Regions from separate parts of the Homo sapiens genome. Here region 1 is linked to region 2. The links are chromatin contacts, found by Hi-C or POLR2A ChIA-PET in ENCODE. All regions are on one chromosome and are shown on one strand. Each heading gives the region's core, a stretch centred on a gene start or an enhancer-like site at or near the end of the contact. The rest is flanking DNA. Distances are from core to core; before and after follow the strand shown.

What was found. A loop is a pair of places that touch in the nucleus more often than their neighbours do. ChIA-PET counts read pairs that join two places held with the same protein, here RNA polymerase II (POLR2A). Pooled maps may share reads with other maps.
Region 1: a pooled map shows a loop between it and region 2 (4-fold over the local background). The contact joins the promoter of GSTM3 here to the promoter of PSMA5 in region 2. A Hi-C loop is called at or near these places in 6 of 50 pooled maps. POLR2A ChIA-PET finds 5 or more read pairs at or near these places in 2 of 52 experiments (HepG2 and activated T-cell).

The regions. Positions count from the first base shown.
Region 1 is chr1:109,739,710-109,744,480 of GRCh38, forward strand. It overlaps GSTM3 (glutathione S-transferase mu 3), which reads right to left and starts at 1,329. Exons shown (of 9, transcript NM_000849.5): 1 at 1,244-1,329; 2 at 531-802; 3 at 124-199. The coding sequence starts at 578. RefSeq lists a silencer at 539-768.
Region 2 is chr1:109,423,432-109,428,527 of GRCh38, forward strand. It overlaps PSMA5 (proteasome 20S subunit alpha 5), which reads right to left and starts at 3,017. Exons shown (of 9, transcript NM_002790.4): 1 at 2,871-3,017. The coding sequence starts at 2,899. RefSeq lists enhancers at 3,080-4,011, 3,518-3,577.

The DNA.
Region 1 (4,771 bases), core at 79-2,578, 310 kb after region 2:
TTCACCCAGATTGGGGCAAACGTCCCACCCGGCCTTGGCGCGACGCCACCACCCTCTGGGCGTAAGAAGACCAGGGCAGGTGGAGGGCCAGCTTGGCTGCACGGGCACGCGGAGCGGCATTACCTTCCCCGCACGTGTACCGTTTCTCCTCATAAGAGGTATCCGTGAACTCCAGGAGCAGGCGGATGGCGTGCGCCAGCTGGGGAAGACAGCGGTTCAGCGACTGCGCAGCTCCCACCCATTCCCAACCCCCGCCCGCTAACGTTCCCCGGCCCGGGGCTGCCGAGTCCCTGCGTCCTGCCGGGGCGGTGGTTAAGCGGCCCCTAGGCCCGGCTCCGGCGTGGTCTCCTCCGCCCCTCCCCACAGGGCCCGCGATCCCAGAGGCTGGGCAGGGGTCGACATCCGTGGCTCGGCAGCTCGAAAAGGCTCCCGCGTAGAGCTGCTCCTGCTGGAGATCGCGGACCCAGAGACCCGCCCTCTCCGCGTCAGTCTCTTTGACCGAGCGGCTCTACCGTTGAGACGGCACTCACCCCACGAATATCCCAGTACCCGAGAACCATAGACGACTCGCACGACATGGTGACGGGCTTCCGAGCCTTCGAGGACTAGGGAAACTGTGAGCGGGAGGGGCTTTATACCCGACATAAGGGGGCGGGGCCCACGCGCGGGCGCCCTGACTCCGCCTCCGCCCCGTTCTCCGTCCCTTGCCTCCGCGGCTCCACAGGGCCGTGCGCAGGCGCGACTAATGCCGGCGTTGGGGTTCAGGGCCTGGCGACCCCGAGGCGGGACCCGGGCAGGAGTGCTGCAGGAGAGCAAAGGACCCGAGGTTGAGGCTCCTCCCTTCCCCGCGGGTGGGAGCCAGACTTCATTCATTAATGGTGCCAGTGAAGACGCGAAAAGCACCACTAGCCAGGCAGTGGGGACCCTAGTTACCCAGGGAGAGCGAGATTCGCGCCGTTTTTACCGAGCCAGCCGGGGCTGGATGAAGGATAGGAAGACTGGGGCAAGGCCGGAGAGTCAGACCAGCCTCTGACCACACAGAGCAGAAGATTCCCCACAGACCAAGCTCCCCTCTCTGTCAGTCAAGGACCTCTGCAACCTGACCCCAACGTGCTTTTCCAGTCCTGTCTCTCCCTCAGCCCGTCACAACTTCATAAGCCAGCCCAACCCAACAATACTTGCTGTTCCTTCTACACACACTTGCATTTCCCACCTTGGAGTGTTTGCTCTGTGATCCTCCTACCTGCATCCTAATTTCCACAGCCTATCCTTCCTCAGCAGCCTTGCTGAAATGTCTGCCTATTCCTTGAAGCCTTCTCAGAACCAACCTCTATCCTGGCCAGAAGAGGTCTCTTATCTTGAATGTTTCCTACCTTTGTTTTATGGGCTTAAGTAATTTATGGATTCCTTATTATAATTTCCTCCTCCAATCCCTCCCACTTCCTAATGCTCACGCATTTAGGGAAATTAATCTTGCCTCTTTGTGTAGGATGGACTGGAGGAGGAAAGGTACTACCATTTTTCATTCACTCATTCATCTGTCCAACAATGTTTAACATGCCTGTTATGGACAGGCACTGTTTTAGGTGCTGGGGATACAGAACTGAACTCAACAGACAAAATCCCTGCCCTCAGGAAGTTTACATTCTAATGGGGAAGAAATAAACTAATATATAGTAAATAGCTAGTAAGTCAGGTGGTGATACACATCCTATGGAGAGAAATAAAATCGAGAAGAGAGATAGGGGGTCTCAGGGTGGGAACTGGGGGAGTCCCAGTAGGAAGGGGATTTATGTTTTTAAAGGTTATGTTCATAGAAGGCCTCATGGAGAAGTTAATCTTTAAACAAAGACCTGAAGGAGGTGAGAGATCAAGCCACTCTGCTGTGGGGGCCACCATGGGCTGATATAAATATAAAACAGAATAATTGCTGTTCCTTTTACAAGCATGTTTGCTCTGCTCCTGCCTGCACCCTAATGTCCATGGCCTAGCCTTCCTCAAGTAGCCGTGCTCAAATGCTCACTTCTTCCTTGAAGCCTTCTCAGAATCACCCTCTATCCTGGCCAGAAGAGTTCTCTCCCTCTCTTATCTCGAATCACTTCCTACCTGCAGGAGGCAGAGAGAACTCCAGGAAAAGGGAAACAGCAAGTACAGGAGTGATCACTCTGTGTTTGAAACCAGAGACTAGATGAGATCACCATGGGAGCACGAGTAGCAGAGATGAGGTCTAAGGGTTTGAGGTGCTCTGGCATATCAACATGTAAAGGTTAGGGAAAAATGAGAGCAAACCAGCAAAGGAGTCTGAAAAGGAGTGGCCAGGGAGGTAGGAGGAAAACAAAAGGTCCCAGAAGCCATGTGAAGATGTTTAAAGGGAGAAGTGATCAACTATGTCAAGTGTGGCTGATCAAGTAAGATGAAGATGGAGAATCAATGGTTGAATTTAGGAAAGTAGGGGTTTTGACCTTGACAGAGCAAGAGACCTGCCCGAGGCCCCTATAGTCATGGGAAGAACTAAGCTTCTGAATTTCGGCAGGGCCCATGCAAATGAAAAGGGGCACAGATTTGCAACAGGGTCAACTCGGGAGACATAGGATTCTAGTTGAATGTGGAGGAGTGACAGAGGAAGGAGTCCGGAGCTGCTCTGAGGGTTCTGGCCAGGCCTCTGCAGCACAGCTCTCAGGGCAGTCTGAGAGCCTAGATCCCCTAGCTCAGGTGTGGGAAATCACATTTGCCCATCAGTTCAACTGAAGCAAGGTTGGGACTTTTTAAAAGGGCATTTTGCTAAACAGAAGAAAGGAAGAGTACAAACCACATGGACAGGTGAAATTTATAATGCCTGTGTCTCTCCTCCCAAGAAAGCAAAAGGCCAGTCACAAATTCACCTGAGGTATAAGATTAACATTTATTGAGCACCTATCATATGCCAGGCAATATCTAAGTGTTTACGTATGTTAGCTAATTTATTCCAATTTAAGCTTCACAACAACTTTAGGAAGTAGGTGTTATGCCCATTTTCTTTTCTTTTTCTTTTTTTTTTTTTGCAGTTTTTGCATTACTTTCTTTTTTTTAAATTTTATTATTATTACACTTTAAGTTTCAGGGTATATGTGCACAATGTGCAGGTTTGTTACATATGTATACATGTGCCATGTTGGTGTGCTGCACCCATTAACTCCTCATTTAACACTAGGTATATCTCCTAATGCTATCCCTCCCCCCTCCCCCCACCCCACAACAGTCCCTGGAGTGTGATGTTCCCCTTCCTGTGTCCATGTGTTCTCATTGTTCAGTTCCCACCTATGAGTGAGAACATGCGGTGTTTGGTTTTTTGTCCTTGCGATAGTTTGCTGAGAATGATGGTTTCCAGTTTCATCCATGTCCCTACAAAGGACATGAACTCATCATTTTTTATGGCTGGATAGTATTCCATGGTGTATATGTGCCATGTTTTCTTAATCCAGTCTATCGTTGTTGGACATTTGGGTTGGTTCCAAGTCTTTGCTATTGTGAATAGTGCCGCAATAAACATACGTGTGCATGTGTCTTTATAGCAGCATGATTTATAATCCTTTGGGTATATACCCAGTAATGGGATGGCTGGGTCAAATGGTATTTCTAGTTCTAGATCCCTGAGGAATCGCCACACTGACTTCCACAATGTTGAACTAGTTTACAGTCCCACCAAAAGTGTAAAAGTGTTCCTATTTCTCCACATCCTCTCCAGCACCTCGTTTCCTGACTTTTTAATGATTGCCATTCTAACTGGTGTGAGATGGTAACTCATTGTGGTTTTGATTTGCATTTCTCTGATGGCCAGTGATGGTGAGCATTTTTTCATGTGTTTTTTGGCTGCATAAATGTCTTCTTTTGAGAAGTGTCTGTTCATATCCTTTGCCCACTTTTTGATGGGGTTGTTTGTTTTTTTCTTGTAAATTTGTTTGAGTTCATTGTAGATTCTGGATATTAGCCCTTTGTCAGATGAGTAGGTTGTGAAAATTTTCTCCCATTTTGTAGGTTGCGTGTTCACTCTGATGGTAGTTTCTTTTGCTGTGGAGAAGCTCTTTAGTTTAATTAGATCCCATTTGTCAATTTTGGCTTTTGTTGCCATTGCTTTTGGTGTTTTAGACATGAAGTCTTTGCCCATGCCTATGTCCAGAATGGTATTGCCTAGGTTTTCTTCTAGGGTTTTTATGGTTTTAGGTCTAACATGTAAGTCTTTAATCCATCTTGAATTAATTTTTGTATAAGGTGTAAGGAAGGGATCCAGTTTCAGCTTTCTACATATGGCTAGCCAGTTTTCCCAGTACCATTTATTAAATAGGGAATCCTTTCCCCATTGCTTGTTTTTGTCAGGTTTGTCAAAGATCAGATGGTTGTACATATGTGGCATTATTTCTGAGGGCTCTGTTCTGTTCCATTGATCTATATCTCTGTTTTGGTACCAGTACCATGCTGCTTTGGTTACTGTAGCCTTGTAGTATAGTTTGAAGTCAGGTAGCATGATGCCTCTGGCGTTGTTCTTTTGGCTTAGGATTGACTTGGCAATGCGGGCTCTTTTTTGGTTCCATATGAACTTTAAAGTAGTTTTTTCCAATTCTGTGAAGAAAGTCATTGGTAGCTTGATGGGGATGGCATTGAATCTGTAAATTACCTTGGGCAGTATGGCCATTTTCATGATATTGATTCTTCCTACCCATGAGCATGGAATGTTCTTCCATTTGTTTGTATCCTCTTTTATTTCCTTGAGCAGTGGTTTGTAGTTCTCCTTGAA
Region 2 (5,096 bases), core at 1,767-4,266:
AGTTACTTCCAAATCTCTACTACCAGTTTCACCTCTTTCCTAACTAATTTAAATGTTTGCTGAACATTTCCACTTGCATATCCTATTAGCACTTAACACTTAACGTTTTCCAGTTTGAAATATTATCTCTTTAAATCCAGCCACCTTGCAAAATTGACTTCATCTCCTGCCATTCCAATTTCAGTTTTAATTTAAAACATCTCAAATCTTCCAGTGTTCCCAACATACGAAGTTCTAAATGATCTGACTCATTCCTCCCCATCTTTTCCCATATCCAACTATATGCTAAGTCATACCAATTCATATCAATTCCTCCTCCACAGTAACACATCACTCTTCCTTCTCAATGCCCTCATTACCTTTCACCTAACTATTGTTAATAGCCTAACACTAACAGGTATTGACTCACTTTCCCCTAATTCAGACAATTAATCTCTGTAAAACACAATTATTATTTAACAGCACACAGTTGCCTACAGAAATAGGACCCAAACTCCTTAGCCTCGTATTAAAAACCATTCAATATCTAGCAGCATCCTGTTTTTCCCATTATCTCCTGCTGTTCCCATACACGTATCATATGTGCCAGTCAGACTGGACTTTTCCCAAAATGTATTGTGCTTTTCCATTGCCCCTCCTTCATTTATCCCATATTCTCCAACCCACAACTATTGATCTCACTGTCTTTATTAAATTCCTACTCTTTCAAGAAACCTAGTTTAAATGTCAGCTCCTTTGTGAAGTTTTCCATGATCGTCTCATATTGAATGCAATCCCTCATCAAAACTTCCATGGTATTGATTTGAATTTCTCTAATGGCATTAATATATTTCTGACTCACACTATAGTTACTTCTGTAAACAATTCTTTTTTTTTTTTGGAGACAAGGTCAGCGCCACCACACCCGGCTGATATTTTTTAATGTTTAGTAGAGATGAGGTCTCACTATGTTGCCCAGGCTGGTCTCCAACTCCTGAGCTCAGGCAATCCTGCCTCGGCCTTCCAAAGTGCTGGAATTACAGGCATGAGCCACTGTACCTGTAAACAATTCTTTAAGAGTCTCAGGCCGAGCGAGGTGGCTCTCGCCTGTAATCCCAGCACTTTGGGAGGCCAAGGCAGGTGGACCACGAGGTCAGGAGTTCAAGACCAGCCTGGCCAAGATGAGGAAACCCTGTCTCTACTAAAAACACAAAAATTAGCCGGGCGTGGTGGCACCGCCTGTAATCCCAGCTACTCAGGACGCTGAGTCAGAGAATTGCTTAAACCCAGGCGGCAGGCCAGGCGCGGTGGCTCACTCCTGTAATCCCAGCACTTTGGGAGGCCAAGGCAGGTGGATCACGAGGTCAAAAGATCGAGACCATCCTGGCCAACATGGTGAAACCCTGTCTCTACTAAAAATACAAAAATTAGCTGGGAGTGGTGGCGCGCGCCTGTAGTCCCAGCTACTCGGGAGGCTGAGGCAGGAGAATCGCTTGAACCCAGGAGGCGGAGGTTGCAGTGAGCCGAGATCATGCCACTGCACTGCAGCCTGGCGACAGAGCGAGACTCCGTCTCAAAAACAAACAAAACCCAGGAGGGGGAGGTTGCAGTGAGCCAAGATCACGTCACTGCACTCCAGCCTGGGCCACAGAGCGAGACTGTCTCAAAAGAGTCTCCTATATGCGAGCAAGGAGCTTGATTTTGTCCATTGCTGTAGCACCAGCACCTAGAACAGTGCCTTGTTCACAGCAAGCACTCAAGCACATTAACTAAGAGAATAAAAAGGGATGTATTTTAGGCCGTCTTGGGAAGACAGAAAAATAAGTAACAAAGCAGTCAATACATATGTTAAGTAAATGGCCACAAAATTTAATAAATGCCTTCTGATAAGCATAACAATTTCTATCATACACACCCTAACTCAAAATTATGTCACCCGAAGATGATTCTCTTCAATGTTCTGGAAGTTAAATATCGACCAACAAAGTCACTTTATAGGACAGTGGGGAAATATGTCAAAACTTCACACACATCTTCTACGAGTCAGTAAAAAAGATGAAAAAGTGGTAACTGCAGGTGGTAAAACTTCGACAGGATCAGCATATACTTGACAGGAAATGCAGCATCTCATACCACTCAGTACAAAGAAAATGTCTGCCTTCCCTGACTTTAAAAAAGAGTAGCTATGTAAAAACTTAACTGACGAAAACAGAAACTGAAAGTAAAAATGTCTACAGCATATATATGTACAACTTAATATTGTGAACATTTTCATACCACAAAAGTTTTTTAAAACTTGCTTTAAACTTTTAAAAAGTCAGAAAAAATTTTGGTCAATTGGAATCGGCATGATGAGAAATCTCTTGAAAACCATTCTAAATTCCAGTTCCTATAAAATCAGACTCCAGACAATATATCCAGCCAAAGCTACGACTGCCTTCGCGCTTCTGAAGAAACTATACACCGCAGCATGCCCTACTACAAACCAGTTGCTTTTTCTTCCAGGAAGCACGTTTAACTTTTTGTTTGTTTGTTCAAGGCAGTCATACTAGGCACGAAAAGATGAACGGAGCAAAGAGTGACCCTTGGCCTTCTCCGGGTTCAAGGTAGGAGTTCCGGCTCCTCACGCCTTCTTTACCAAGCACCAGCCGGAGCTTCTCGCTTCCGCACCGAGTTAGGACCCAGGGGTGACTCAGCGGTAGGACAAGTGCCGCCGATGTGGTCTAGCTTGGGGAAGGACGGCGGGCGCCTGAGGAGGGCATAACATCCCCAGGTCCGGCCAGTCTCGGGTTCCTGGGGAGCCCCATGACACGGCAGAACCCAGGCCGCGCGGCCAGGTCCCGGGCCTGCCCACCCATAATTCCCACCCGACGTCCCCCAGCTGCACGGACCTGTCGTACTCAGACCGGGTAAGAAACATGGCGAGGGTAGGAGGAGGCAGCGGCTACGCGGGGATTCTGAGGACCAACACGACTCCACCGGCACCCAACTCACCGGCAGCCAACTCACCCACACGGCCGCAGTACTAAGGACCAACTGCGCGTGCGACCGCGACCTCTTTAGCCCGCCCTCCTGTGCCTGCTTCCTATTGGCTGGTAGTAGTTCCCGCCTAGGTGATTGGGCCAACGCGCTTCCTCACGAGGGCTTGGTTGGTCCGGAGGAGGAGGAGGACCAGGGAGGTACTTCCGCCTTAAATCGCGGGTGGTTGCTAGGGACGATAGGCACCCAAGGCGTGTAGTGAGTTCGCCTTGTAGAGAAGATGTGAGCCCGCCCCAAGACTGGCAATTGGAAAGGCTTGCATGCAGAGCTGGGTTGTCTGAACCCTGACATAATAGGTCCCTCGCCGGCTCCCGTAATCCCAGCTAGAGGACTTTGGTCCCGTTTCCGGCAAGGCCACCACCTGACTTCTCTTCGCAGGATTCCCTCTCTTAGGGTTCCTCCACGGTGTTCTCCATGCCCGGTCGAGGGCTCCAGGACTTTGGGCGGTAATGAGTCGGCTACAGTGGGTCTGAGCCGGCGCCGCGGACGAGTCCCTTCGTTTCAGCCAGTTTGGCTCGTTTATTGAGAAAAGTGGGGGGCGAGGGGTTAGTATGTAAGAAAGTCTTAAAGTTTCCACATGGTTAAGGTAATTTTATCAACTCTTTCTTGCACCCCTCCCCCTAGTACAGGTTTCAGACCTAAATAACCTAGAGTTCAGGATCCAGACTTCAAAATATTCACTGCTTTTTCTGTTGTTTGTGAAAAATAAGTGTTTTCTTTGAGCCCAGATCGTGCTATTGCACTCCAGCCTGGGCAACAGCCAAACCCTATCCGAAAAAAAAAAAAAAAAAAAAAGCGCTTTCTTTTTCGACGCTTCTTGCTTCCCTTCAATAAGTTGCTTGAGGAGCAACTTTGCAGCTTCGTAATAACACTGTAATTCAAGTATTTGTTCAAGAAAGGCAAGTAAGAAGTCTTGGCACGGGGGTGGGGAATATAGGGAAATGTTGGTCAAATGATACAAAGTTTCAGTCAGAGAAGGTGGATGAGTTCTATAGTTAATAATCATATATTGTGTACTTGAAATTGTGAAGAGGGTACACCTTAAATGTTCTCACCACAGGAAAGTATGTGAGATGATGGATTATGTTGATTAGCTTCATTTAATTATTTGCAGTGTGTGTGTGTATATATATGTATATCAAAACGTCACGTTGTATACCATAAACATGAACAATTTCTATTTGTCACTTACACCTTAAAGCTGGAGTCGGGGGAAAGAAATCATTTATCAGGCAGTATATGCTGGAAAGGGAAATGCCAGCATCTCATTTCCAGTTGTTAATGTGATACCACTAGTCAAGTCCTTAACCTCTCAAGGCCTGTATCTCTCCAGTAAAGTTCATTCTTGGTCCTAGATTAGGTTTGTAAGTCACCAAGGCATTTCAAAGGTGCAGGAAATGTAAAAATAAGCCTTTTGAGTATTAACCAAGATTAGTTTTCCCCACCCTTTATTTTCTGACTTCCTTCATGGATTCAGTAGGAGTTTAGTTTGGTCATCCCTGGCCAATCAGATGTTTAGCACTAATAAAACTGAGGAAGAACTCCAAGTAGCAATCCTCTGGGATCTGTTAGATTTCTGAGAAAAGAATGGTAATTTTTAGCTTTCTTGTCAGCTTTCTGACAAGCTTTTTTTTTTTTTCACCTTATCAGTTATTTTCTATGGAAAAGTCTTGGTCGTAAATTCACTACAGCTGCTCTTTAGAAGTTCTTTTATGGCCAGGCACAGGGGCTCACGCCTGTAATCCCAGTACTTTGGGAGGCCGAGGTGGGTGGATCACGAGGTCAGGAGTTCAAGACCAGCCTGGCCAAGATGGTGAAACCCTGTCTCTACTAAAAATACAAAAATTAGCTGGGCGTGATGTTGGGTGCCTGTGATCCCAGCTACTCGGAAGGCTGAGGCAGAGAGTTGCTTGAACCTGGGAGGCAGAGGTTGCGGTGAGCCAAGATCTCACCACTGCACTCCAGCCTGAGCAACAGAGTGAGACTCCATCTCAAAAAAAAACCAAAAAAAACGGAGTTATTTTACTACGTAGGTACTTTAGCATAATATTTCCTGAGCACCCAGGGTTCCATGGTGC